3 separate regions of the Homo sapiens genome follow, and all the other regions are linked to region 3. The links are chromatin loops, found by intact Hi-C in ENCODE. Cell type or tissue: endothelial cell of umbilical vein. All regions are shown on one strand. Links, peaks and the distances in the headings refer to the core of each region. The heading gives the core; the rest is flanking DNA. Region 1 overlaps SLC9A8 (solute carrier family 9 member A8). Region 2 overlaps B4GALT5 (beta-1,4-galactosyltransferase 5). Region 3 holds the start of LOC105372652 (a long non-coding RNA gene).

Region 1 (10,934 bases), core at 1,481-9,480, 71 kb before region 3:
TTTATCCCATAGCCCCAAAAGATAGCAACATTAACAAAATGAAAAAGAAATGAACTAAGGCAGCGAAATAATTCAGGATCTCTAAGAGTGAAATCTCTCTCCAACAAGATATCACTAGAACAAAACAAAACGTGTGCAACGAAGTTATTTTTATGTTTTCTACAGTGCAGAGGTTGCAAAAAGTCTGTGGTCCCCTCTCATGTTTGGTCTGCATGGTATTTGTGAAAAATTGAGCAAGTTGTCAACATTGAAAAACTGGAAAATTCCCTATAAAAATCTAGAAACCCAGCATCTTTTTGAAAAAAAAGTATTTAAAATAGCCACCAATTCTGGGCCCAGATTTCCACATGGTAATCATGAGTTGGCGCTGAGAAGTGGCTGTCCCTTCATACAGGGTGTGTTCTCCCACTGGCCGCTGCCCCATGTCTAGACTCACAGCTGGCCAGCTTCCCTCTGTTAAGTGCTCTGCCAGGCCCTGCGGCTGTGTGGGTTTGCGACCCCAGAGCAGTCCCCATCTGAGGGATCGTCACTTTCTAACAGCAAAGGAAACTTCTGCACACGGAGAGGAAAACACTACCCGGCTCTAAGTCAGTGTGTCTACAGGGCAATTCCTTTCCTGTCCTCCACCTGAACATCCCAACCACTGATTCAATTCAACTTCACAGGAAGTTATCCAGCATTGTCTGTATCTCTAACCAGTTGCCCCCAAAACAAGTGGAAGGTTTGAATACTGTGATACCTTCCTTTACTGGGCATTTCTTTTTATTTGCAAAATACCTACCAAACACAGGACATCAGTTCTGCTTTATTTCCAGCTCTCATGGAATAGGACTACTTGTTTATGTATCAAAACTGTCTTACAACAAAAGCTCCAAAATTGTCCTGGGCTGGGGTGGGTGGTGAGTGGAGGTAGAAATAGAATTGGATTTGTTATCAGAGACACAGTTCCCATGAAAAGGGTTCCCAGATTCTAGTCCCAAGTTGCTAAACTGCTGCTAAATCCTGAAAGCTCTGACTGGCCCCATGGCAAGGATCTGGGGACGAACATGTGACCCTGCTGCCCAGCTCCCCAGCCATGTCACAAGACCAAATGCAGACACACTGAGCAAGGCTGTCTGCTCTCAGAGGGGGGAACCCAGACTATGCTCAGCATGGGCACTTTTTCAGCACTAGATCTGGTACCTTCTGAGAGACAACTGCCTCAACCTAGTGAGGTTGCTTCTCACTATGCAATTCTGGGAAATCCTGGATGGGGCTCATGGGAAGTGCTCACGGGAGTGGCTTCAGATGGAGGGGCTTTCTACAATAACCACAATAGAGGTCTTGGCCCTGCTTCCCCCACCACAGGCTTCGTGGGAATCCCAGAGGAAAGTTTCTCCGTCACTCCCCCTCTCCATCTCTAATCTGTCAAGAAGACTTTTTGTTACGGCGACTGAAAAGTCTTGTAAATAAGAAGACAATGGTACAGTGTACGCGTGCACACAGGCAGGGCAGTTAGCTGAGCAGAGTTACTCCCTCCCAAGCTTAAACTAAATCATTCCAATCAGCAATGCCCCACTAGGGATCTTCAAAAGTCTTTAGGATACTTTTGATTCATTTCAGAGATACAAATTAACTCAGAGTAAGATTCTATGGCAGAAATCCTTACCAAAAATAAATACACAGAGAGAGAATAGAACAGTACCACACCCAGGAAGCAATGTGGAGAAACATTTCCCCTGTCTGAAAAGCAGTCGCATGGGTGTTACAGTATGAAGGATTTACCTGTCTGTCATGTTGAGTTTAGAGATTACATCAGCCTGTAAAATAAAACACACAAACACACAGACACACACAAAAAAAAAACCCTGGAGAACAGCCAAGATTTAAATGTCCATTAGTGCTTTATTAAAACTAATAAGGACATTAATCTTCAGTTCCCAAACCACTTGAAAAATAAAAGCTCCTAAGCCTTAGTTGAAACATGCATTCCATCGGCATGCAACGAGAGTATGGAAAAGAATGCTACATTCTTCAAGCCCAATTAACTGTAGTTTCCTTAAGTTTATTCTTACTTAATACTAGAAGCTGAGCAATGAAGAAAGCTGCATGACAGACAGATTTATTCTGGTGCCATCAAAGCTGCAATATAGGTGAAAATCCAATGGAATGGGCTTTGGCTATTGAGAGAAGAAAGCAGCTGATGTGTTAAAGAAATCTGCCCGTCACTCAGATACCTGACCCTCAACTTAATTTTCAGAACTGAGACAGGCAAACTTTCTGCAACTGACAATAAAGGAAAAGAATGTGACATGCATGGACATGCATAATACAAAACTACAGATACTACCTTCCTAGGGATGTTTGGTCTAAATTAATTTGAAGTCTAAAGTAGAGACCACCCAACTGGTGCCACTGGGAAGTGGTTTAGCAATTGTGGAAAATCCAGAGTATATAATTCTACAGGTAGACAGCTTAGAATTGAGTGAAGAGATTCAGCATCACCTTTGATTTTATTATTTCTCCAATGCCAGCAGAAAAGCACATCTTTGATTTTTTAAATACAAATTTTTATCAAAAAACAGCATTCAACCCCAATTCAGTCTACTTGACAACACAGTTTGAAGTTCTTGATGGCATATATTTGGCTTCATTTTTAGGTATTCTAATTTAAGACAGTATTGGTTTGCAAATAAACTCAAATACTTTGGGGGGGATTATGGAAAAGTTTTACTCAATTCCAGATACCAAAGGTCTTGGAGGACACTTTGAAACAATTTAGCACGCCTCTACTGTGCCTCATATGAAGCTAGGATTTCCTTCCAGAAGGAATTTACCTTAAGGGTGAAACCCAGGCCCCACAAAGTGGCCCCATTTCACCTTCCCACCTCCCTGCACTAGCTCTAAGAATGTAAGACTTTCAAAGTGTTTCAAAGATGATTTTCTTACCTGACCCAGAAAATAAATTCCTCCACCTACTACAAAAGCGGAGATTGCCGTCCCAAAAACAGCAAACAGGGTGATGGAACCAATATTTTGAAAGAAGTTACCCTGTTTGAAAGAGCAGAAATCAGGGAAATGATTAGAAAAGCCATTCCTGTCAGTGAAGGCACGGCCTGCACACCTGGCCCTCCGTGCAGACTTGATTCTCTGTAAAAGGCACCACTGCCCAACCTGTGTGGCAAGCTGGGAGCCCGGGAGTCTTCCTGCACCCCCGCACTTACTGCAGTGTCCCGTCACTCACACCATCTTTCATCTGAAACACTGCATAGCTTCGCACAAGTCTCCTCAACCCCCCAGGGCCCCTTTCCCTCCACTCTCCCGTCTTTCCAGAATGATCTTCCCAAAAGACAAATCTGATTGTGCTGCCTTCACCTGGACCCCTATTTCCACTTAAAATGCAGCTAGCCCCCACCCTGAATGATTCGACTCCTGGGGAGGCCTCTGGGCTCATCTGGCACCATGCTCGCCTTTGTTCTCTGGGTTCCAGTCCCACTGGTGGCTTCGAGCAGGTTGTGCTCCCTCTTTGCTTGTTAAGCTTTCATCATCCCAAGATCTCAGGACATTTCAACTCTTCCCAGATCCTAGTCTGTGCTCTCAGTGCACAGTCACCCTCTCTTGTAGCGGTTGACAAGACTGCAATTTTGCACTTATTTATGTACTGATGTCTTACTTTCCCATGAGGCTGCAGGCTCATTCTGGGCAATGACCCCACCTGCTTTCGCACAACACGGTCCCTGACATAATGCCCGTCAGATGGAAGATGCCCAACAGACAGGCACTGAAGGAATTAACTGTGTTTCACATCCAAAGTCCACACTATTAGGATACCAAGATACACTATCAGATATTCCTTTTTCCTGGCCAGGTCTTTTAAACAATTTTACTTCACTCTATTAGTATCATCATTAACTATGTCAGATAAAATGTTTCTATCTATACTTCACAGCGTTTAAGATAAAATATTCAAGTTCAAGCAGCATGGTAGCATCTTTCAAATTTCCATAAAATTAAGGAAATTAAGCTATTTATTATAACCCTATGAACTCCACTTAGGAGCTACCAAGAGTCTTTGATCACCCCCGATTGTGGTTGTGAACAAGAATCTTGTTTTTAGCTCAGAAATCACCAAACCATGGACATCAAGACCTGCTATTTTAAAGCCCACTTGTGAAAGAGTGTCCTCAGCTGAACACTGACTGCCCCACTAAGCCCACCTCCTAGAAGCTGCAATTTTGACTTGGCTGCCTATCATCTGACATTCAATTCCTTTGTTTGGCATATCAATCTTTACTGCACAAAGAATTTTAAAACACAATGATTTGGTTTTTCAAAACAAAGGGCTTTCAATCTATGAGTTGCTCTTTGCAAATCGCTGTTTTCTTTTGTTATTTAAAAACAGATTAGACTGGGCTCGGTGGCTCAAACCTGTAATCCCAGCACTTTGGGAGGCCAAGGCGGGTGGATCATCTAAGGTCAGGAGTTCGAGACCAACCTGACCAACATGGAGAAACCCCATCTCTGCTAAAAATACAAAATTAGCTGGTGTGGTTATAGACGCCTGTAATCCCAGCTACTCGGGAGGCTGAGGCAGGAGAATCGCTTGAACCCAGGGGGCCGAGGTTGCAGTGAGCCGAGTTCGCAGTGAGCCGAGTTCGTGCCATTGCACTCCAGCCTGGGCAACAAGAGCAAAACTCCATCTCAAAAAAAAAAAAAAAAAAACAGATTAATCAGTTTTGACCTGTTTGCAGAGATCTAATGTTGATATAATTTATATATTTGGTTAATATTAATCTGGATCCTGAACATTTACCCAAGTTAAAGTTACCATAATACAAGAACTTCCCTCTGCTACATAAAGCAAATTTATCTGTTTCTCTCTGACATAATTAACATCCTGTGATTTGTGTAATATTTGCAATTCAAAGAACCAGTTGCTGCCTAGCTAATGCATATCAACTGATGATAATCTTACTGTAATCTGTATTCTAAATCCAAATTTACATTAGCAGATATCATAATATTAAAATAAAATATTCAAACTTTACTTCCTATCATCTTTGGGCGAGGGTAGAAAGTGGATAGAAGTTTCAGAAGTAGCATTTCATAATCCTATCAGTCCCTTTCATATAAATTGTCACATTTCCTGCTGGAAAGTCATCTTCAACAAAATGTTTCTCTAAAAAACTATTACTTTCCTCAAATTTTGAACAAGTTTCTCTCCCCTCTAAAAAAAAAAAAAAAAAAGAAAAGAAAAACTTTACATGCTCTAATATTCAAAATGTCATGTTTTTAAGTCAAAATCAAGTCAATTTCCTCAGCATGTTTTGAAATATTTTCATATCTGCTTACAGTTAAGATTTGTTTACAAAGTGAAAGGAAAGACATGGTGACCTTCAACTTATGTTTCCTTGTTAAAAATTATCTGATGTCACTAACAGTTTGTAAGACTTGTGAATATTTTTTACATTAAATTTCCTTTTCACTTTTTCTTTGGATAGATGCACAATAAAATAATAACTTAAAAAAAAATCTGGGCTGAACATCTTAATATGCTTTTGTTTTAGTACAGGAAAATTAAAGACTTAATTTCTATGTTTTTACCAAACATTTCTAGACAAATCTAACTCATTTTTTAAAATTATGTATTTATTTATTTTATACCATGTCAACAACAAATTAAGTTTATTTTTATTTATTTATTTTTGAGACAAAGTCTCCCTCTATCACTCAGGCTGGAGTGCAGTGGCGTGATCTCAGCTCACTGCAAGCTCCACCTCCCGAGTTCAAGCTATTCTCATGATTCTCATGCTTCAGCCTCCAGAGTAGCTGGGATTACAGGCACGCACCACCACGACCAGCTAATTTTTGTATGTTTAGTAGAGATGGGGTTTCACCATGTTGGCCAGACTGGTCTTGAACTCCTGGCCTCAAGTGATCCACCCACCTCGGCCTCTCAAAGTGCTGGGATTATAGGCATGAGCCACTGGGCCCGACCATATTAAGCTTAATAAATTATTATTACTACTGGTGGTAATATTGTTATTAATAATAAATGACATTTTTATCATTAATAACAAGCAGCAGCACTTCATTTATTTAGTGTGGTGGGTGGTGCTTTGCCTACGTTCTTTCATCTAGTGTGACTCTCAAAGCACCCTGGGAGGTAGGGTTTTGGGGTTTTTGGTTTCTACTTTACCAAAAAGAAACCTGTAGGGGGCAGCGCATGATTAGATCTGTGTTGTGTCTCTGGCTTTCCTCTCTCCAAGGACTGGCCTAAACTTTCCAATCTTCACAGTTTTTTTAAAAATCACATTCACAAAATAGCTGCTGTATTATTAATACTAGTATTTTAAGTTGAATCACTTTATTTTAAAACTTAAATACATTTATGTTTAAAGAAAACTCACAGACAAGGAAAAAACCATGCACGCACACAAGCAGGCTTAAAAGTGAGAAGCTCCTGCTCAGGCAGAAAGACTCACACTAGGGGACGAGTGTGGTGGCTCATGCCTGTAACCCCAGCACTTTGGGAAGCCAAGGTGGGTGGATCACTTGAGGTCAGGAGTTCGAGACCAGCCTGGCCAACATGGTAAAACCCCGTCCGTCTCTACTAAAACGACAAAAATTAGCCGGGCAAGGTGGCGTGTGCCTGTAATCCCAGCTACTCAGGAGGCTGAGGCAGAAGAATCACTTGAACCCACAAGGTGGAGGTTGCAGTGAGCCGAGATCATGCCACAGGACTCCAGCCTGGGTGACAGAGTGAGACTCCATCTCAAAAAAAACAAAACAAAAAAAAAAACATCTCACACTGGGAGTTGCAAGGCAATGGCCGTCAAGGCCAAGCCAAAGCAGAGAAGTGGGTAGGGGCCAGTGCCACTGCTCACCAAGGCAGGGAGGAAAGAATGGGCAGGCAACTGTGGGACTAGGCAGGGAAGGATGGGGCTCCAGCCTGGGAAGGAGAAGCTGGACCAGGGAGTGGGCGAGGAGCGATAGAGGTTGAGGGATGAAGGGGAATATCAAGCTGGGGTCTGAGGCCAGGGGAGGGCACCGAGAGGGAGACATGGAAGGATGGATGGGCCTGAGAAGGTTAGAAAGGCCCCAGTGGGGGAGCTGAAAGAAACAAAAGTCCTGGGGCACATGTCCCCGTCGTCCCAGGACACAGTCTATCCTCTTTACATCTATCAGTCTGTGTCCAGGAAGACGAGTCAATGCATCATCTGTGAGCCACTTAACATCACTTCAGCCATCTTCCTGGGCAAAGCACCCATTTATGGCAAACACTGGCTCAGTGAGCCATACTGCCTGAAACCATTAAAGCAGCCAATTCATCATGTCTGCTCCTCTCCAGAAGTCAGGCACTGCAGTCCAGCTTCCACTGAGCACAACCAGGAAGGAGCAGAGCTGCTGCTGCTGCTGCTGCTAAATTATACCCAAGCTTTTAAGGAACTTGCCTTACAAACATGAGAAACTGTCCAGACCAAAGCACCAATGTGTGCCTGAGTCTCACCTTGTGTAATGAATATCCAGACTCAAAGATAATAGGGGGAAGCAGGAGGAGGAAAAACATGTTTGGACGAAACATTTCTTCTTCCTGTAAATAGAAAATGAGTATCTTAAGGGCATGGAATTTGTGTAATTAAGAAATAAATTAATCAATAAAGAGCCAAAATAATTATTCTCTCAGGGCCTGGCCTAGTGGAAACATATAATGTTTAAATAACTACCTGATAATAAAATCAAGCAGAATGAGAGATTCCCCCACCAAAAAAAAAAATGAAACTGTATTTTATTATTTTTATCATTATTATTATTATTATTATTTTGAGACAGAGTCTTTCTTGCTCTGTTGTCCAGGCTGAAGTGCAGTGGTGCAATCACAGCTCCCTGTAGCCTCAACCTCCTGGGCTCAAGTGATCCTCTCACTTCAGCCTCCTGAGTAGCTGGGACTACATGTGCGTGCTACCATGCCGGGCTAATTTTTTTTTTTTTTTTTTTTTTTTTTTTTTTAAGATACAGGGTCCCGCTATGTTGCCCAGGCTGGTCTCAAACTCCTAGCCTCAAGCAATCCTCCCACCTCAGCTTCCCCAAATGCTGGGATTACAGGCATGAGCCACCATGCGTGGCCAAGACAAGGATTTTAAAGGTGATCAGTGAAAAGAAACAGCACAACACAGTAGTATGTTTTTTATTCCTTAGTACAGAAAGAAAATTAATCTGAATACAGAAAATTTCAATTCTGGTTGCAGACTTTCAAAAACAACTCCACAAATTGGAATCCTCCAGGAAAAAGGTAATGGCAAGCCCTAAAACAATCCACTCAGAGGAACAGTAAATCCTATATATGGTTAAAATAGCTCTGCCTTCTTTCTGCTTATCACAGACAACTCTGCCATTTTCCAAAGTCTGATGTGATAAAACAGTCCACACTGGATGCTCTTTCGACTTGAGACTTTGATACAAAGACAGCCCCTTACCATGTGTCTTGCTATAAAAGAATACCTGAGGCTGGGTAATTTACAAAGGAAAAACATTTATTTGGCTCATGATTCTGCTGTCCGGAAAAGTTCAAGACTGGGTATCTGATAAGAACCTTAGGCTGCTTCCACTCATGGGGGAAGAGAAGGGGAGCCAGAGTGTGCAGAGATCCATGGCAAGAGAGGAAGAAAGGGGGGGCGGGGATGGGACCAGGCTGTTTTTAACAACCAGCTGTATAGGGAACGAACAGAGCAACAACTCATTCACCTCCCTCCCCCAGCAAGGGCATCAGTCTATCCATGAGGGTCCACCCCCATGACCCAAACACTTCCAACACTGGAATCAAATTTCAGCATGAGGTTTGGGGAGACAAATGCCCAAACCATAGCACCATGCTTCCAGATTTGATTATTAAGTGCCACTACGAAAGGTGTTTCTAGAATATAGCCATCTTTGGAGGGGTGAAACAATAACAATTTCATTTTCTATATTATTAATATATCTCTCTAGTTGTTGGTAGAATTTTGGGGAAATATATATTGGTCCTCAAGCCCAAAATGGTTATGTGTAATACACAGTCTATTTAAAAATGCAAAATCAGGCCCTTTTTCATATGAATATTTTCCCATGTCACAATTTTGACAGTCTGATTTTTTGTCAAAATGCCTATTCCAAAGAATGCCTAAATGTATTCTTACAAATGTACAGCTGTTACCATAAAGACTAAAAGAAAGTCAAAAAACGCTCAAAATAGAAGCAAATGATGACTTCTGAAATGCCTTATTAAGTCTTAAAATAGCAGCATGTACAACAAGCTCAAGCTCATGATTCAGACTGGGACTGTGTGAAAAAAAATGAGCCGAGCTCTGTGTTTTACGGGGCAACCTATTCTCAGGATCTGTGCAGCAGGACCACTATATACAGCCTTTTGGAGGTATAAAAACTAGCCCCCCCCACCCCAGGAAAAAGGAGAATCTACCTATAGTGGGGTTATATAGTGTCCCCCAACCCCAATCACAATTCATGGCCACCAGGAACCTCAGAGTGTGACCTTATTTGGAAATAGGGTCTCTGAAGATCTAATGAAGGTAAGGATCTAGATGACCTTACACTGGATAAGGGAAGGCCAAAGGCAGCAAACATCGACTTGTAAGAGACAGAACAAGGCACATAGACACGTGGAGAAGAATGCCATGTGAGCACAGAGACAAAGACAGGAGTGATGCGGCCACAAGCCAAGGAAAACCGGGGCCACCAGAAGCTGGAAGATGCAATGAAGAATTCTTTTCTAGAGTCTTTGGGAGGGAACCTGGTCCTGTTGATACCTTGACTTCTCACTTCTGGCCTCCAGAATTGTGAGAAAACAAATCTCTGTTGTTTTAGGCCACTTAGTTTGTGATAATTTGTTACTGCAGCCCTTATGAACACACTGCCTTTCAGGGAAATAGTGTTACAGTTCCTTTTGGCAATGGCTCCCCCAAAATGTTCTGAGGTGATTTTAGGTGGCACTTGAGCAGTGTGTGTCAAATACCACTGACCTCATGGATTGAGAGAGTCAGCCCCTTTTGATTATTTCTTCAGGCCCAAATAAATCCAAGACACCTTAGGATGGCAATACCGCTTCTAAGGGCTCTCTCCAACGTGCTGATCTCCCTTGACAGAGAGCAGACTTGACCTCTGATGCTTCAGCAGGCATCTGTACTACTTCATTTTTATCATGTTTACAAAACAATATTAGTTTCTGAATTGAAATAGTACTGTAATGTTGCCTTGAAAATAAACATGGCCAGGCGTGGTGGCTCATGCCTGTAATCCCAGCACTTTGGGAGGCCAAGGTGGATGGATCATGAGGTCAGGAGCTCGAGACCAGCCTGGCCAATTTGGTGAAACCCCATCTCTACTAAAAATACAAAAATTAGCCGGGCGTGGTGGCAGGCACCTGTAATTCTAGCTACTCAGGAGGTTGAGGCAGGAGAACTGCTTGAACCTGGGAGGCGGAGGTTGCAGTGAGCTGAGACCACGCCATTGCACTCCAGCCTGGATAACATAGTGAGACTCTGCTCCCCACCACTCCCCAGCAAAAAAAAAAAAATAAAATAAAATAAAATAAATATATAGGCCACGTGGCTCAATCCTGTAATCCTAACACTTTGGAAGGCCAAGGTGGGAGGATCACTTGAGCCCAGGAGCTCGAGAACAGCCTGGGTAGCATAGTGACATCGTGTCTCTACAAAAAATTTTTTTAAAAATTAGCCACACCCAGGCGCAGTGGCTCACACCTGTACTCCCAGCACTTTGGGAGGACAAGGTGGGTGGATTACTTGAGGTCAGGAGTTCGAGACCAGCCTGGCTAACATGGTGAGACCCTGTCTCTACTAAAAATACAAAAATTAGCTGGGCATGGTGGCACATGCCTGTTCTCCTGCCCAGCTACTCAGGAGGCTGAGACAGGAGAATCACTTGAACCCGGGAGGCAG
Region 2 (8,000 bases), core at 1-8,000, 75 kb after region 3:
GGGTACCGGAAAGAGTAGGTTGTAAGACAGCAATGTTGTGGTTTTTTTTTGTTTTTTTTTGTTTTTTTTTTGAGACAGAGTCTTGCTCTGTCGCCCAGGCTGGAGTGCAGTGGCGGGATCTCGGCTCACTGCAAGCTCCGCCTCCCGGGTTCACGCCATTCTCCTGCCTCAGCCTCCCAAGTAGCTGGGACTACAGGCGCCCGCCACTACGCCCGGCTAATTTTTTGTATTTTTAGTAGAGACGGGGTTTCACCGTTTTAGCCGGGATGGTCTCGATCTCCTGACCTCGTGATCCGCCCACCTCGGCCTCCCAAAGTGCTGGGATTACAGGCGTGAGCCACCGCGCCCGGCCGCAATGTTGTGTTTTTACATGTCAGTGGATCCAGGGTATGCTAGTGAGCACAACTGTATATTATTTTTATTAAAAAGTTGTAGGATATTTAAATATCAGTAAAGAGGTAACTTTTTCCACCCCCTCCCAAGTAGTCCTAAAAGTATGGATAATTGACATTTAAACCTTCTTCTTAATTCTACTGTGTTGAACAATCATAAGCTTGGGAAGATGGAGAGACAGGGTTATTTTTTCCTCACAGAGCTGCTCATTATCCCATTTTAAGTTCTACTTTCAGGAACCAAGCCTAAATTGTATTCCTGATCAGGATGTGTGTATTTGCTGATTGGTAGACTTGGCTGGTGAAGGTCATAAAATAGTGTTTTCCTAAATACTGTGTTGTGTCTTGCTTATGTAATTGAAAAAGGAAAAAAATGTTTTATTCCTGTTCAGAAAAATGACAGAATTGCCAACCTAAGGAAGTCAAACCAGATAGACCAAAAATGATAGTAGACTGACTTTAGGATTCATGATATAGTTATTTTGAATCTGTATTTTTTTTTTTTTCCTGAGATGGAGTCTCACTCAGTTGCCCAGGCTGGAGTGCAGTGGTGCGATCAGGGCTCACTGCAACCCCTGCTTCCTGGGTTCGTGTGATACTGCTGCCTCAGCCTCCTGAGTAGCTGGGATTACAGGCGAGCACCATGACCCCTGGCTATTTTTTTTTTTTTTAGTAGAAATGCGGCTTTGCCGTGTTAGCCAGGCTGGTCTCGAACTCCTGACCTCAGGTGATCCACCTGCCTTGGGCTCCTAAAGTGCTGGGATTACAGGCTTGAGCCACCATGCCCGGCTGAATCTGTATGTTTTAAATAAAAGCATTTAATGCTTTAACTTTTTTAGAAAAGCTCATTTGACCCATATCCTCATAATCTATATAGTCATGAGAGGGAAGTTTTCTGGATTGTAATTTCCTTGTGCCTAGGATGGTGCCCAGCACGTTGTATGTACTTAAATATTTAATGAAATGAAAGAAGAAACTATTGTCTGGGCAGACCAGCCTCTTGGTCGTTGGACTGCATTTACTTTGGGGAAAGGAATTAATTAATCCTGATTTTGAAGTGACTGAATTAATTTTTTCCAAATCTACTTTGTACATTTTTCTTCTTTTGGTGGTAAAATATGAAATTTGCCATGTATCTATTTTAGTAATTTAAGTAATTAAGTGTACAGTTTAGTGGCATAAATTACATTCATAATGTTATGCAGTAATCACTTTTTTTTTTTTTTTTTTTTGAGACGGAGTCTCGCCCAGGCTGGAGTGCAGTGGCGCCATCTGGTCTCACTGCAAGCTCCGCCTCCCGGGTTCGTGCCATTCTCCTGCCTCAGACTGTCGAGTAGCTGGGACTACAGGCACCCACCACCACGCCCGGCTAATTTTTTTGTATTTTTAGTAGAGACGGGGTTTCATCGTGTCAGCCAGGATGGTCTTGATCTCCTGACCTCATGATCCGCCCGCCTCAGCCTCCCAAAGTGCTGACATTACAGGCGTGAGCCACCGCGCCTGGCCAGTAATCACTATTTTTTAGGGTTTTTTTTTGTTTTTTGAGATGGACTCTCGCTCTGTTGCCCATGCTGGAGTGCAGTGGCACTATCACGGCTCACTGCAGCCTCAACCTCTCAGGCTCAAGTAGTTCTCTCACCTCAGCCTCCCAAGCAGCTGAGACCACCAGTGCGTGCCAGCAAGCCCGGCTGATTTTTACATTATTTGTAGAGATGGGATTGCCCTATGTTGCCCAGGCCGGTCTCAAACTCGTGGACTGAAGCCATCCTCCCACCCCCGCCTCCCAGAGTGCTGGGATTACAGGCATGAGCCACCATGCCCGGCCTGTTAGGAGTTCTTTACGGATTCTGAATAATATTAAACCTTTATCAGATACATGATTTACAAATATTTTCTATTCTGTGGGTTGTCTTTTCACTTCTGATAGTGTCCTTTGATGCACAAAAAAGTTTTTAATGAGGCCCAATTTACCTAATTTTTTGTTTATGCTTTTAAAATACACTACTTTGTAAATATTATCACTTACCTTTTGCTCCCTACAGTGTGCCCATTCTTTTTCTGCCCATGAAGGTCTTTATAAGCTACTGATGTGATTTTTGAGAAAGCAGGAGTCATGGTTTTTTTTGTTTGTTTGTTTCTCTTGCTCTAACGTGTTTAAGTTTGAAGCTGTTTTCTTTCTTTATTATTCTCTGTCTTTATTCATTTATTTAGATTCGGATTCGGCAGGCGACACGGGATTTATTTTTTGCCATACAGGAATGAAAAGACATGATGATTTCGAAGATAGGGAAAAGCACATTTTGTTTGGTATTTCCTTTTTTTGTTGTTGTTTTTTGAGGTGGAATCTTACTGTCACCCAGGCTGTAGTGCAATGGCATGATCTCAACTCACTGCAACCTCTGCCTCCTAGGTTCAAGTGATTCTCCTGTCTCCGCCTCCTGAGTAGCTGGGGTTACAGGCGCATGCCACCACCCCCAGCTAATTTTTTTATTTTTGGTAGAGATGGGGTTTCACCATTTTGGTCAGGCTGGTCTTGAACACCTGATCCACCTGTCTTGGCTTCCCAAAGTGCTGGGATTACAGGCATGAGCCACCACGCCTAGCCTGTTTGGTATTTTCTTAGCCCCAAATCTCCATTAATCAGCATCATTTATGTTTTGGTGTTTAGTATTAAGTAGTTACAATAAAGACCCTGAGGCATGACTTTCAGTTTGGTATTGTGGGTGTTTTTTTTGTTTGTTTTTGCCTTCTAATTCTTTGAAAATTAGTAATGCTTTATTCACCAGAATATTCTGTTTCCCCGTGCCTTCCTCGTCCACAACACAGGCACAGGGTGGCAGGTGGTGAAGAGAAACAGGCTGCCAAGATGGTCCCTAGATGACTAGGAGGGGCGTGATGTGTGCACAGGGTTTTTTTTTCTGTTATCCTTTATAACATCAGAAAATGATGTCAAATGCTGACGAATGAGGAAATAGAAAAATCTAACGTGTAAAAGCTGCTGGACTCCCACAGCTCTGACTTAGTAAAATTTGACAATTTGATACATATTTTTTTTTCTGATATCAGCTGAACTGCAAATGTATTTATCTAAATGTGAGTGATAAAAATGGTGATTAAAGGCAGGGGTGGGTACTTAGAAAACTTTTATGTTCTGGTGCCTGTGATAAAAGAGAAAAAATTACAAACTCATCTTTGCATTTGCCTGATTTTGCTATTTTCTTATAGCTAAATTCATTAATCTCTGTGTAACACCCCTACAGTGTGCTAGACTTGAAGGATACAGTGATGAACAAAGCAGACAGTGTATCACTGTTATTTTTTAAGTCTTCTAAGGAGCATGCTTCACTTTAGTAAATTTTTAGTTTTGGGTGATTTTATATTTCTGGACAGATGTGTTTAATTGAGGGCCAATTCATCTGGTGTTCAGTTGGAGTTAACATTCTTTAATTGCCAGGAATGATAGTGAATAAGGTAGTCACCCCCTTATCCAGAGTTTCACTTTCTGTGGTTTCACTGAGTTCTGAAAATATTAAATGGAAAATTCCAGAAATAAACATTTCACAAATTTTAAATTGTGCACCATTCTGAGTGGCGTGATGAAATCTTTCACCATCCTGCTCTGTCCCCCTTTGTCTTGCCTGGGATGTGAGTCATTCCTTTGTCCAGCATACCCACGCTGTATACACATTTAGTAGTCGTCTGGATTATCACATCATCATCGTGGTGTCACAGTGCTTGTGTTCAAGTGACCCTTATTTTAATTTTATTATTTGTAATACTTTTGAATTTTAATCTTATGGCCAGGTGTGGTGGCTCATGCCTGTAATCCCAGCATTTTGGGAGGCCGAGGCTGGAGGATCGCTTAAGCCCAGGAGTTTGAGACCAGCCTAGGCAACCTGGGGGAAAACTTGTTTCTACAAAAATACAAATAAAAATTAGCCAGGTGTGGTGGCACATGCCTGTAGCCCCAGCTACTTGGGATCGCATGAGCCTGGGAGTTTGAGGCAGCAGTGAGCCATGATCACTCCAGCCTGGGCAACAGAGTGAGACTCTCTCAGAAAAATTAACTTTACTTAATTACTTTTATTATTGTTATAATTGTTCCATTTTATTGTTGTTGTTGTTGTTGTAAACCAAATTGTAAAACCATTTTATATTTGTTGCAAACCAAAAAGTATCTGAGACAGGTCTCAATTTATTTAGAAGTTTATTTTACCAAGGTTAAGGGCATGCACCCAGGCCCAAGGTCTGTGCCTTTCTCCTAAGATGATTTTGAGGGCTTCAGTATTTAAAGGGGGAGAAATTTTAGGAAGGCGTGGTAGATAGGAGGCAAATGGTTACATTCTTTTGAGTCTTTGATCAGCTATTCACATGTGGCGGGCAAGGGTGGGGGGCAGCGGAGGAATAGTCCCTTATGCATTCATCTAGCTCAGTGAATCTGCATTTTTACATAAGACAAAATATACTTACCGGGCAGAGGAAGTGATGAGATTATGCATTTGTCTCAGGTAAGCAGAGGAATGACTTTAAGTTCTGTCCTTTGTCCTATACCTGTGAAGATAAGCTGTCAATTTACGTTGTCAGGGTGAAATTCAGCAGAGTGGTTGTAGGGTAAGGATGTTGAGGTCCACAAGGAATTTCCTATTGGGCAGATTGTGAGGGAGGTAGGTTTGCATGATGCCGTTCCTACCTTGACTTTTCTCTTTGACTTAGTGGGTTTGGGGTCCCCAAGTTTATTTTCCTTTTACATTGTTATTCATCTTTTACTGTGCCTAATTTATAATTTAAACTTTACCATAGGTATGTGTGTATAGGAAAAAGCAATGTATTTAGATCTGGTACTACCTGCAGTTTCAGGCACCCACTGGGGAATTTCAGAACGTATCCCTTGAAGATAAGGGAGGACTGCTGTATGATTCATAGCACAGTTTCAGATTAATCATGTCCGATGCAGTCAGATGCTTGATGGTTATATGGGGCCTGGTTTGTGGGCAAATGACTAGTGGGGTTTTTTTTTTTTTTTTTTTTTTGCCCATTTAGGATTCAAGATGGGTTTTAACCTTTTAAGTTACAATTAAGCACTTTGTGTCGTACAGTATGTATACAATAATGCTTTGAAATGGCTAGTCATGAATGTATTAATGGTTTGTCTTGCACTGAAACCTGAAATGTAGATGAAAAAGTTGATAAACATAAGGCAATCAGTACTGATTGTCATTGTCATCTACCCCAGTACATTCTAAGTGTGGTAGATACAGTAATTCTTATATGTTGCTATTAACGTCATTTCTGATTTTTGATTAGAAAAATATTTAGGTTAATGGCTTTCTTGTTGGTTTCAAATTTATAGTAAAAGCTATACCTTTATGTCTTGAATCTGCTTGCCAGTCTTTGCTTTGATAGGTGGTTTTTGCTTAGGCTACGATAAATTGTTTCATCTTTTCTAAAGAGGGATGAGGAAGTATTTACTTTGTGAAATTGGAAAACCGTGTGGTTGGTGTGGAAAATAAGCATGTTATTAATAAACAGCTAGTCTTGTGCTCCATACTCTTGGATGTAAGGTAGAAATAACCTTGCCTCTATTGCTGAGATTTAAAAAAATAAAAAGCTAGGCTACTACCCGTGCCTTCCTCGTCCACAACACAGGCACAGGGTGGCAGGTAGTGATGAGAAACAGGCTGCCAAGATGGTCCCTGGATGACTAGGAGGTGTGTGATGTGCGTCCAGTTGTCTGGATGGGGCAACTGGAATCCTTCATTGTGTGGTTCATGCTTGTGTGTGTGTGTGAATGCGAGAGTGGGAGGAAGTTCAATGTTTTGGCTTTGGTGTGGGATTAATTTTCTCTTCGATTGTTAATTTGGCATACCTGACTTTTTCATTCTGGTTTAAAGTATTAGAAATCTTAAGATTTGTGTGAATTAGAAGATTGGGATTTATTTGAATTTCATTTGGCACTAGGGAAAATTCACTTTAGGTAAGAGCTACTTTTTGGGTTGGCTTTATGTTCAAAGCAGTTTTTTCCTTAAGAGTTTCATTTTATTATGGAAATTTTCTTTTTTCTTTTTTTATTTTTTTGAGATGGAGTTTTGCTCTGTCCCCCAGGCCGGAGTGTGGTGCCACCGTCTCGGCTCACTGCAACCTCCACTTTCCAGGTTCAAGCAATTCTCCCACCTCAGCCTCCCGAGTATCTGGGATTACAGGTGCGTGCCACCATGCCCGGCTAATTTTTGTAGTTTTTACTAGAGATGGGGTTTCGCCATGTTGGCCAGGCTGGTCTTGAACTCCTGACTTCAGGTAATCTGCCTGCCTCTGCCTCTCGAGTAGCTGGGATTATAGGCATGAGCCACCGCGCCCGGCTGGAAATTTCCAAACATATAAAAGTAAACTTAATAGTACAGTATAATGGACCCCATGAACAAAAGTAATTTTTCTAACCTCAAAAGCAGGGGCAGTTTATTTAATCAGGTAAAAACTGAGCCTTAAAAGTCAGACTTTGCTAAAAGAAAACAGTATTTTTTTCACTGTCCTGAATATAACATTAAGGAAATAGGATTTGGTTAGGTCTAGATAACATTTAATAATTTCAACTGTGTTAAAGACAAAAGTAATTTTTGATGTGACCATGGACTTGTCATGAAAAATATAAAGGTGAAAGGGATTCCATCCCCCTTCCTCTAAACAGAATGGAACATAAGCACAGGTTTAGGCTAATTCATAACCTGGATTTTTAAAGCTTTTACATAGTTGGGTTTCATGTTGTTCAGATGTCTTACTAAACCAGGTATCTAAATGAGTGTTTTTCTGTTAAAAAAAAAAAAAAAAGGACATGTCCCCTTCCTCTGCCATCCCTTAATCACGGGGCTCCACTGGAATAGAGATGGGCGGATAAAGAAGGAAACTTAGTGTTAGCAGCTCCAGTGAACTGGTATGAGGTAGAGGAGGGTTGAAGCCATTGATCACAGTGACGTTTCCAGAGGATTTAAGCTTTCCCATTGTCCCATCCTTCATTTGAACCCTCAGAATGTACAGCCAGAAGTCCAAGAGCAAGCGTCTCTGCGAAGGGTAAACCTTCCAGGCTGTGCTCCCTCAAAGGCGCCGCTGCGCTTGAGGAGCAGGTGCTGTGGCTGCTGAAGTCAGGTGCTCTGGGAGCAGACAACAACTGCCTGGGTGTGTAGCACCTGTGTCCTTTTGGCTCCCCTGGCCTTGTCTTCTGAGACTCTGTTGTTAATTTCTTTAGCTGTTTATGTCAGCTTTGACCAAAGCCCACTGCAAAGCTTAGAAGGGTAAGGAGGCAACAATATCCCTTTGAAGACTTATTTTGGCACAGATTTTGTGATTTGTGAATAGTAACATTCCTCAGTAGCCACAAATTAAACAACATCGATCTAATTTTGGTATTAATTAGTTGTATAATTAAAATAGTAAAACCATCTGCATAGATTGAAGCTATAGTTTCAGGTTGTATTATATGTGTGAAAAACCGACTCTTCATTGTGAATTTTGAGTAGACTTCCCAGTAGATTATTTATGTAAGCTGTGTCATCAGAAACATTCCAGAATGAATCACGTTTAATTAGGATCTAACAAATGTTACCACCTTTGTTCTGT
Region 3 (10,934 bases), core at 1,566-9,565:
GAAACCTCGTCTCTAACTAAAATACAAAAATTAGCCTGGCGTGGTGGCTTGCGCCTGTAATCCCGGCTACCCAGGAGCCTGAGGCAGGAGAATCGCTTGAACCTGGGAGGCGGAGGTTGCAGTAAACCAAGATTGCGCCACTGTACTCTAGCCTGGGTGACACAGTGAGACTACATCTCAAAAAAAAAAAATAATAATAATAATAATAATCTGGGGAGGCTGGGCACAGTGGCTCACACCTGTAATACCAGCACTTTGGGAGGCTGAGGCGAGCAGATTACCTGAGGTCAGGGGTTTGAGACCAGCCTGCCCAACATGGTGAAACACCATCTCTACCAAAAAATACAAAAATTAGCCAGGTGTGGTGGCAGGCACCTGTAATCCAGCTACTTGAGAGGTTGAGGCAGGAGAATCGTTTGAACCCCGGAGGCAGAGGTCGCAGTGAGCCAAGATCACACAACTGCACTCCAGCCTGGGTGACAGAATGAGACTCCATCTCAGGAAAAAAAAAAAAAAAGAAAAAAAAAAAGAACTTTGCCAAGGTCACATAGCTGGCATGTGGAAAAAGCAAGGGTCAAACCTGGGCAGCAGGGTCCACACTGTCCGAATACTGTGGGTATCTGTGACTTGAGCCTGCCCAGAATCCTAATTTTCCCTTGGGGAACTACCCCACCCCTATAATCTATATGGTTTGGGTGAAGCTGACCACAAACCTGGCTCTAGAATGGGTTGTATCACCCAGTCTTAGCCCACCAGAGCAGAAAATTATCCTGGCTATGGCGATTAATTCAAAAGTGACCCCAGTCAGATCAGTGTGAACCTTCCATCAGATCTTTACTAAACACTATAAGGAAAAAGATACTCCCTCAGGGTAGTAAGAGCTCAGCAGTCTAGAGCTGCCAAGGCCATTTTTGTCACCTACTTGAAAAGGAAGGCAGCACAGGGCAAATCTGAACTGGAGAAATAGAGCAAGACAAAGTCCCACTGACATTACTTAAGCTCCTGGATCCAGCCATACCTGAAATACTCCTGGATTTTTCAACTGTGTGAGCTAATGTATTCTGCTCCCCTCCTTGCTCATTTTGGCTCAGGCTAGTTGAGCACATAGTAAGTGCAGATGTTCAAACATAGATCATGGTTTAGGTCATGATCACAGCCTACCCCATTATTATTATTATTATTATTATTATTATTATTAAGATGGAGTCTTGCCCTGTCACCCAGCCTGGAGTGCAGTGGTGTGATCTCGGCTCACTGTGGCCTCTACCTCCCGGGTTCAAGAGATTCTTCTCTCTCAGCCTCCCAAGTAGCTGGGACCACAGGCATGCACCACCACACCAGGCTAATTTTTGTATTTTTAGTGGAGACCAGGTTTCGCCATGCTGGCTAGGCTGGTCTCGAACTCCTGACCTCAAGTCATCCACCTGCCTTGGCCTCCCAAAGTGCTGGGATTACAGGCGTGAGCCATTGTGCTGGGGCCTATTATTATTATTATTATTATTATTATTATTATTATTATTATTTTGAGACAAAGTTTTCCTCTTGTTTTCCAGGCTGGAGCGCAGTGGTGCTGTCTCGGCTTGCTGCAACCTCCACCTTCTGGGTTCAAGCGATTCTCATGCCTCAGCCTCCCAAGTAGCTGGGATTACAGGTGTGTGCCACCATGTCCGGCTAATTTTGCACTTTTAGTAGAGGTGGGGTTTCTCCATGTTGGTCAGGCTGGTCTCGAACTCCTGACCTCAGGTGATCCACCCACCTCGGCCTCCCAAAGTGCTGGGATTACAGGCGTGAGCCAGTGCACCTGGCCCCTATTATTATTACTTTTTAAAACATTTTCCTGTAAGAGCTTTACTGAGATATAATTCAGATACCACATAATTTACCTATTTAAAGTGTATGATTTCATGGGTTTTCATTTTCATACCTTTGGAGTTGAGCAACCAAGTCCCCAATCAATTTTAGAGCATTTTCACCACTCCCAAAAGAAACCCCATACACGTTAGCAGTCAATCCCCATTTTCTCCCAAGTCCCCCTGCCCTGGCAACCACTAATCTACTTTCTGCCTCTACAGATTTGCCTATACTGGACATTTCACATAAATGAAATCATGTAACATAAGCTCCTTTATGCTGTTCATTTGTTTTTTGTGTTTTGCTCGTTTTTTTGTTTGTTTTATGGAGACGGAGTCTCGCTCTGTCACCCAGGCTGGAGTGCAGTGGTGCGATCTCAGCTCACTGCAACCTCCGCCTCCCAGGTTCAAGCAATTCTCCTGCCTCAGCCTCCCAAGTAGTTGGGACTACAGGTGCGCGCTGCCACGCCCAGCTAATGTTTTGTATTTTAGTAGAGATGGGGTTTCACTGTGTCGCCCATGCTGGTCTTGAACTCTTGCCCGCCTCTGCCTCCCAAAGTGCTGGGATTACAGGCATGAGCCACCGCACCCGGCCAGTTCTTTTGTTTAACATGTTTTTCCAGTTAATCTGTATTGTAGTAAGTGTCAGCCTCTATTTCTTTTTATTGCTCAGTAAGACTCCATTGTATGGATACATACATTTATTTACTCATTTATAGGCTGGGCGTGGTGGCGCACACCTGTAATCCCAGTACTTTGGGAAGCTGAGGCAGGCGGATCACCTGAGGTCAAGAGTTCAAGACTGGTCTGGTCAACGTGGTGAAACCCCGTCTCTACTAAAAATAGAAAAATTAGCTGGGTGTGGTGGTGGGCACCTGTAATACCAGCTACTTGGGAAGCTGAGACAGGAGAATTGATTGAACCCGGGAGGTGGAGGCTGCCGTGAGCCGAGATTGCACCACTGCACTCCAGCCTGAGTGACAGAGGGAGACTCTGTCTAAAATATATATATCCATCTATCAGTTGTTGGACATTTGGATTGGTTTCACTTTTAGCTATAATGAATAATACTGCAGTGAACTTTCATGTACAAATTTTGTGAGGACATATGTTTTCAATGCTTGGACATATACCTAGGGGGAAAATTGCTGGATGATATGGTAACCCTATGTTTACACTTTTTTTTCTTTTTTCAATAGAGACGGGGTCTCACTATCGAGGTTGCCCAGGCTGGTCTCGAACTCCCAAGTTCAAGTGATCCTCCCGTCTCAGTTTCCCAAAGTGCTGGGATTACAAGCACTTGGATCACTGCACCCAGCTTGTTTAGTCTTTTGAGGAACTACTACCCTGTTTTCTAAAGTGGCTGCCCCACTTTACATTCCTGTCAGCAGTGTAGGAGCACTCCCTTACTTTTGCTATGTCTCTGGCAAGTTGCTTCAGCTCTCTGGGCCTCTGTTTTCCCATATCGTAAATGGGGATGCTCTATTGTAAAGATTAAACAAAGACCATGACTGGGCACAGTGGCTCACGCCTGTACTCCTAGCATTTTGGGAGGCCGAGGTGAGAGGATCTCTTGAGCCCAGGAGTTAGAGACCAGCTTAGACAACATAGCAGGACCTCATTTCTACAAATAATTTTTAAAAATTAGCCAGGCGGCCGGATGCAGTGGCTCACACCTGTAATCCCAGCACTTTGGGAGGCCAAAGTGTGTGGATCACCTGAAGTCAGGAGTTTGACACCAGCCTGGTCAACATGGCGAAACCCCGTCTCTCCTAAAAATACCTAAAAATACAAAAATTAGTCGGGTGTGGTGGCACATGCCTGTAATCCCAGCTACTTGGGAGGCTGAGGCAAGACAATCACTTGAACCCAGCAGACGATCTCATGCAGTGAGCTGAGATTGCACCACTGCACTGCAGCCTGGGCAACTTAGTAAGACTCCGTCTTGGAAGAAAAAATACAGAAATTAGCTAGGTGTGGTGGTGCATACCTGTAGTCCTAGCTAATCGGGAGGCTAAGGTGGGAGGATCACCTGATCCCAGGGAGGTCAAGGCTGCAGTGAACTGTGTTCCAGCCTCTGCACTCCAGTCGGGGTGGCTGCTTGAGACCCTGTTTCAAAAAAAGTGATCAGGTATATGAGATTTGAGGTGAGTGTCTTACATTCTAGGCTTCAGTTCTCTTCTGTGAAGTGGGGATAGCAAAAGCATTTTCCTCGTAAGTTTCCTCTGAGCATGAAATGAGACCCAGCTGCTAGAGACAGGACAATCTCAGATAAATGGCGACTTTAGACCTAGTCATAAAGTGCCTCCAGTTGAACAAAACTTGCCTGCCTATCTGTGGGCGATGCACCCAGTGCTATAATATTTATTAATGCTCCCTTGATTTTCAATGTAAGATTTTTTTCGCCTTGTAAGACCCTGGAAGCGGCCGAGTGTGGCGGCTCACGTCTATAGTCCCAGCACTTTGGGAGGCTGAGGAGGGCAGATCAAAAGGTCAGGAGTTTGAGACTAGCCTGGCCAACATGGCAAAACCCCATCTCTACTAAAACTACAAAAATTAGCTGGGTGTAGGTGGCAGGCACCTGTAATCCCAGCTACTCAGGAGGCTGAGGCAGCAGAATCGCTTGAACTCGGGAGGCGGAGGCAGTGAGCCGAGATCGCGCCACTGCACTCCAGCCTGGGTGACAAGAGCAAGACCTCATCTCAAAAAAGAAAAAAAAAAAAACAAAAAAAAAACTCTGGAAGATTTGCGGTCCAATTCACGAGGATCAGCTGATATTCTGGAACCATGCTGTGGATTGGGGGGGATGACATGATCTGCTGATGAATGACACATTGGCTGAGAAACAGAAACTGCCCAGCTTAAAGTGAGAGAGTGTGAAAACCTCATGACTGAGTCATGGTCCTAGGAGTGGGATGAGGGTGGGGAGGTGGGCGGGAAGAGTGGAATGGGGGTGGTTAATTAGCCATTCCTTTAAGTGGGCTCTCTGCCTTTCTGTCTTTTTCTCTGAGCTCATCACTTCCTCTCCCACTTCCTACAGTATGGTCTCAAACACTTGCATTTTCGGAAAAAAGCATGATCTCCTGACCTTTGTACATGCTGTTCCCTTTGCCCAGAGCACCATTTCTGGTAATTTCCTCCCTGTCACCTGGCAACGTTCATCCTTGAGTTTTCAGCTTAGAGGTCAACTTCTCCAGGTAGCTGTCCGAATTGGGGATCTTCTGTCTTGCCAGTGGGGCATGTATGTCCTCTGGATCAGAAAGCAGCATCTCTCTCTCTCTCTCTCTCTCTTTTTAATTTTTGAGACAGGCTGTGGCTGAGGCTGGAGTGCAGTGGCGTGATCTCGGCTCACTGCAACCTCTACCTCCTGGGTTCAAGCGATTCTCCTGCCTCAGCCTCCTGAGTAGCTGGGATTACAAGTGTGTGCCACCACGCCTGGCCTGTTATTTTAAAATAATTAAATCTGTCTCCATCCTGGGATTGCTAAATAAATAAATTAATTAATTAATTAAAAGCAAAGCTTAAAAAAATGAAAGCAGCACATACTTGTGTAATAATGAATGTAAACAACTCAAAAATGTGTAGGTTAGAAGTGAGAGTTATTTTGCCCCTCCTAATAAATATTAGCTGAATCCATGAATAAATGTCATGTCTATAAATAGATGATGAATGAATGATTGAATAAGAAAACAGTTCTGTCCAGAGAGACCTCGGTTCAAGGTGACCCCCCGCAACCTCCCACTCACAAGCAGGCCAGCTGGTTTCTCTGAAAGTCTCGGCCCTGGGCCAGTGTTTTATTTCTTTCTGGGATGGGCCCCTATCTAGGAGTTTTTTTTCCCTTGGAACCTTGGAGAATGACTCATGAGGACTTTCAATGGGCAGCAAGTGCCCTGGTGACATAGGGTCACATCCTGTTACTCAAGAAGGCAGGTCCTGGGTAGATCCCAGGGAGGTGAGTTGGTGGGGGATAAAGAGCTCCTGTGTGGCCAGCAGCTGGCTGCAGTTCCCCAGGAAACAGCTTCCGGCAGACACTCAATCTCCAGTTGTAACAGGTGGTGTGGAGTCCGCTGTCCCAGGGAGTGGGCTCAAGGCCTAGTCCTGCCAATGAACTTGCTGTAGAAACTTTTCTGTCTATCAAATGAGGTGAGGTCCATGGAAAACCTAAAGGTTGCCTGTTGAATACTCATCCTGTTCCTTCTTTTTTACTTACAGAACCCCAACTGGGGGTGGGGGACATTGGACAACAATGTGTCTAAGGGGAGGCTGGGCCTCTCTCTGGCCCCAGTGTTTGTGTGTCCAAATGCATGCACAAGTGTGTGTGTGTGTGTGTGTGTAGCTGCAAGCACACAGGAAAATGTATACATCTTGTTTATCTTGTTTATCCACGAATCCCAGCTCCAAGACATCTTCCTGGAGGGATGGCCAAGGCACATGATGACAGTCTACATTCTTCTCATTTTGTTTTTTCTAGTTTGTTTCATTTTTTCCTTTTCTTGTTTTCTTTTGTTTGCTTTTGTGTGTGTGTATGTTTCTGTTTCTTACTTTTTGTTATTTTAAATTTTATTTATTTTTCTTCTCACTTTTTTATTTTGGAGACAGAGTCTCGCCCTGTCACCCAAGCTGGAGTGCAGTGGTCCAATGTCGGCTCATTGTAACTTCTGCCTCCCAGGTTCAAGTGATTCTCCTGCCTCAGCCCCCCGAGTAGCTGGGATTAACAGGCATGTGCCACCGCGCCCAGCTAATTTTTGTATTTTTAGTAGAGACGGGGTTTTACCATGTTTGCCAGGCTGGTCTCAAACTCCTGACCTCGGGCAATCGCCTGCCTCAGCTTCCTAAAGTGCTAGGATTACAGGCCTAAGCCACCGTGCCCAGCCTCATTTTTTTTTTTCTTTTTTTTGAGATGGTCTCCCTCTGTCACCTAGGTTGGAATGCACTGGTGCAATAATTGCTCACTGCAGCCATGACCTCCCATGCTCAAGCAATCCTCCCACCTCAGCCTCCCACGTAGCTGGGACTACAGGTGAGTGCCACCATACCCGACTAATTTTTGTATTTTTTGTAGAGATGGAGTTTTGCCATGTTGCCCAGGCTGGTCTCCAACTCCTGGGCTCAAGTGATCCTCCGACCTCGGCCTCCCAAACTGCTGGGATTACAGTCTTGAGCCACTGCACCCGGCCTATTCTCACTTTCTGAATGGCTTTGGGCAAGTCACAATCTCTGTGTGCTTCAGTTTCTTCTCTGAAGTGGGAATGGCAAGCTGGACACCCTGAGCGTGTGTCTGTAGTCCCAGCTTCTGGGGCTGAGGCCAGGGGTTCAAGGCTATAGTGTGCCATGATCACTCCTACGAATAGCCAGTGCACCCCAACTCGAAAAAAATTTAAAAGACCAGGCATAGTGGCTCACACCTATAATCCCAGTACTTTGGGAGGCCAAGGTGAGAGGATCACTTGAGCCCAGGAGTTGGAGACCAACCTGGGCAACATAATGAGACTCTGTCTCATTTATAACGACAACAACAACAAAAGGTAAAAAATAAACAGTGGGGGCTCATGTGAGAAAAGCTATAAAAACAGAGAATATTGGCTGTTAAATATTGATGTTTGCAGGTTGTCAGGAAAGGAATCTTGTAGAGAATATAGAACTCCTGGCCCCTTTCCTAAAGGTTCTGATGCAGTGGGTCTGGCATGGGGCCAGGCCTCTGTTAGCAAGGGCCCCAGTGACGTTTATCAGTTAGCGAATTTGAAAATCACTGTCTTAGGCCGGGCGCGGTGGCTCATGTCTGTAATCTCAGCACTTTGAGAGGCCGAGGCAGGTGCATCACCTGAGGTCAGGAGTTCCAGATCAGCCTGGTCAACACAGTGATACCCCGTCTCTACTAAAAATACAAAAAATTAGCTGGGTGTGGTGGCAGGCACCTATAATACCAGCTACTCGGGAGGCTGAGGCAGGAGAATTGCTTGAACCCGGGAGGCCGAGGTTGCAGTGAGCCAAGATCATGCCACTGCACTCCAGCCTAGGCAACAAGAGTGAAACTCCATCTCAAAAAAAAAAAAAAAAAAAAAAAAGGAAAAGAAAATCACTGGCTTGGGAGAAATTCCAATTCCTGACTTTGCCCCTTATACCTGAACAAGTCATCACACTTCCATAATCCTGATTTCCTCATCTCTAAAATAATAATAATATGGCTGGACACAGTGGCTCACACCTGTAATCCTAACACTTTGGAAGGCCGAGGCAGGTGGATCACTTGAGGTCAGAATTTCGAGACCAGCCTGGGCAACATGGTGAAACCCTGTCTCTACTAAAAATACAAAATAATTAGCCGGGCGTGGTGGCAGACATCTGTAATTCCAGCTACTCGGGAGGATGAGGCAGGAGAATCGCTTGAATCCGGCAGGCAGAAGTTGCAGTGAGCCAAGATAGTGCCACTGCACTCCAGCCTGGGTACCAGAGCAAGACTGTCTCAAAAAATAAAAAAATAAATAATAATAATAATAATAAAAATATTACTAACCTCAGTGGTTCCTAGTAGGAGTTGACGACGGTTCTCAACCGAGGGTGATTTTTTTTTCCCCAGAGGATATTTGACAATGTCTGGAGAAAGTTTTGGTTACAACCAGGTGTGGTGTTGCCCCTGGCATCTGTGAATGGAGGCCAGGGATGTTGCTAACCATCAGACAACACACAGGACAGCCCCCGAAGCAAAGAATGAGCCAGCCCAAAATGTCAGTAGCGCCAAGGTTGGGAAACTCTGGGTTAAACTTATTAATGCACCATGTGCTCTCAGGAGGGTAGAGGCCAAGAAGCATTTTCTGTTGACTTAGCACAAACAAAGTTGCCCACAACATAAAGGGCTTTCCCAGTCCAGGAAAATGGAGTAAAGTGCTGGGTGTGAAGAAGGTCAGAGCCAGAGTGAGACCCATTGTTCTGCATGAGAGGGGGTGGGGAGAGTGGCAGTGACGCCAGAAATCTCTGAGTGTGACTCACTGAGAGAAGCCAGCTGGATGGCAGGGTTGCCAGAGCCTTTGTTCCAAGCTGCATTTGAGTAGTGAGCTTGAGGTTTTTCCACAGAAGGTGGGTACTCATTGAAAGGGACTTCGTTTTCTGAAGTTGCTTGTTGCTCCCCCCGCCCTTTTGTTGTTGTTGAGACGGAGTCTCCCTCTGTCGCCCAGGCTGGAGTGCAGTGGCACAATCTCTGCTCACTGCAACCTCCGCCTCCCTGGTTCACGCCATTTTCCTGCCTCAGCCTCCCAAGTAGCTGGAAGTACAGGCGCCCGCCACCATGCCTGGCTAATTTTTTGTATTTTTAGTAGAGACGGGGTTTCACTGTGTTAGCCATGATAGTCTCGATCTCCTGACCTCGTGATCCACCTGCCTCGGCCTCCCAAAGTGCTGGGATTACAGGCATGAGCCACCTCGCCCAGCCCCACTTTTTATATTAAGAAAATATTGACCGTCTAGATCAGTGGTTCAGGAGTGATTTTTGTCTCCCAGGGGACATTTAGCAATGTCTGGAGGCACTGACATAACTGGGGAGGAGGGTTCTCTGGGCATCTGGTGGGTGGAGGTCAGGCCTGCCCCTAAACCTCCTACAGTGAACAGGACAGCCCCCACCCCCACCCCCACTCAAGGATTATTTGGCCCAAAATCTAAATAGTGCTGGTGTTGTGAAACTCCAAATTATATGGCAAAATCCTGTCTCTACTAAAAATACAAAAATTAGCCGGGCCCGGTGGCGCATGCCTGTAGTCCCAGCTACTCAGGAAGCTGAGGCACAAGAATTGCTTGAACCTGGGAGGTGGAGGTTTCATTGAGCCGAGATAGCACCACTGCACTCCAGCCTGGGTGACAGAGCGAGACTCTTGTCTTAAAAAAAAAAAAAAAAAAAGAAAAGAAAAAGAAAAAATAATAAACTCCAAGTTATATAAAAATGTCATTATTGGGGTCCAAACCACCCCTACCGCTTAGGAGGTGGTAGGGGAACAGGTTTGAGGAGGGAGCCTGAATTCTTTCTGTTTGGTCAGGTCAAGTCGTACCGAGATCATTTGAGAGCCAGAAAGGGGCCCTAGAGGTATTTTGCAGTGTTTCTTGAGGCCCCACTCTGTGCCACGCCCCCTGCCCTCTGACTGCAGGCATCTTGGAGAGAGGTATCACCTCAGAGCTGGAGAAATGTCAAGCTAGTTGAATAACAGGCACCAAAGGTTTTGAGGGGTGCAGAGCGAAGAGCCTTGGGCTGAGAGTTTGAGTCCTGACTGTTTCAGTGAGACCAGCAAGCGCTTTCTCTCTCCAGCTTCTCCATTTCCACCTTTGCAAACTCTGGACTCCAAGGACGCAAGATGGCCGGAAACAAGATGGTGGAGGTAAGGGAGATGCTGAGAGCTGGACAGAGGCTCTGGCACCACTGAAGTTCCCAGAAGTCAGGGCAGAGTTGGGGTCCAAGGAGGTCCAACCATGAGGACAGAGTGTAAGTGGATGTAGGGCATAGCAGAGGACCTGGCCACCTTTTAGTTGAAGAGGAAGTGATGAACAGAGAGAGAAGGTTGTTAGGAGGAGGAGGTGACAGAGAAGATAACATTTCTCCAACTGGAGTTAAGGTCTCAAGCTACATAGGGTGTGGCTGCAGATCCTGGAGGTTGGTTTTACCACTGAAAATCCCATGTCTCCAGAATATCTTTAGTCCCAGGCAAATCAGGATGGTTGATCTTCCTGCCCAAACTGCCCACTCCCAATCCCCTTCCCCTTGCCTTCTTCTATTAGAGAGACCAGGAAGCTAAATACTTGGTTCTCCAGTGGAGGCAGTGAGACATGGTTCAGGAAAATGAGATGTAGGCTGAAGTCCACTGGGAAGGCATTCCTTCTGAAATATAGACACAAAGTCTTGCCAGGAAAAAACATTTGGCCCTTCCTTCCCCTTCTTTAAGTAGCAGAATCTCTGTAATTTTTTTTTTTTTTTCGAGACAGGGTCTCACTCCGTCACCCAGGCCAGAGTGCAGTGGCACTATTATAGTTCACTGCAGCCTTGAACTCTTGAGCCCAAGCATTTCCTTGCCTCAGCCTCTCAAGTAGCTGGGACTACAGGCATGT

The links. Peaks named below come from ENCODE experiments on the same cell type or tissue, not always from the same donor. Only the 100,000 strongest peaks of a DNase experiment are listed, where the experiment ranks them.
Region 1: a loop joins it to region 3, with 2.5 times the contacts of the local background. A loop is called at or near these places in 3 of 110 quality-filtered maps.
Region 2: a loop joins it to region 3, with 6 times the contacts of the local background. A loop is called at or near these places in 4 of 110 quality-filtered maps.

The regions. Positions count from the first base shown.
Region 1 is chr20:49,841,675-49,852,608 of GRCh38, reverse strand. SLC9A8 (solute carrier family 9 member A8) reads right to left here. Exons shown (of 16, transcript NM_015266.3): 5 at 7,490-7,573; 6 at 2,929-3,030; 7 at 1,765-1,799. Among named protein-coding and RNA genes, the nearest start is that of MIR12122, 17 kb to the left of the region's middle. In endothelial cell of umbilical vein, for the core only: a CTCF peak has its summit at 6,203 (motif pointing right); a DNase peak (open chromatin) is centred at 6,218.
Region 2 is chr20:49,696,790-49,704,789 of GRCh38, reverse strand. The region is part of intron 1 of B4GALT5 (beta-1,4-galactosyltransferase 5); the gene reads left to right. Among named protein-coding and RNA genes, the nearest start is that of B4GALT5, 13 kb to the left of the region's middle. In endothelial cell of umbilical vein, for the core only: no CTCF peak of the experiment used is centred there; DNase peaks (open chromatin) are centred at 3,259, 4,059 and 5,289; H3K27ac peaks cover 4,662 bases.
Region 3 is chr20:49,770,287-49,781,220 of GRCh38, reverse strand. It overlaps LOC105372652 (a long non-coding RNA gene), which reads left to right and starts at 5,850. Exons shown (of 3, transcript XR_936825.3): 1 at 5,850-5,993; 2 at 10,141-10,210. RefSeq lists a silencer at 5,734-5,882 and an enhancer at 8,733-9,371. In endothelial cell of umbilical vein, for the core only: no CTCF peak of the experiment used is centred there; DNase peaks (open chromatin) are centred at 4,820, 5,700 and 8,790; H3K27ac peaks cover 4,449 bases.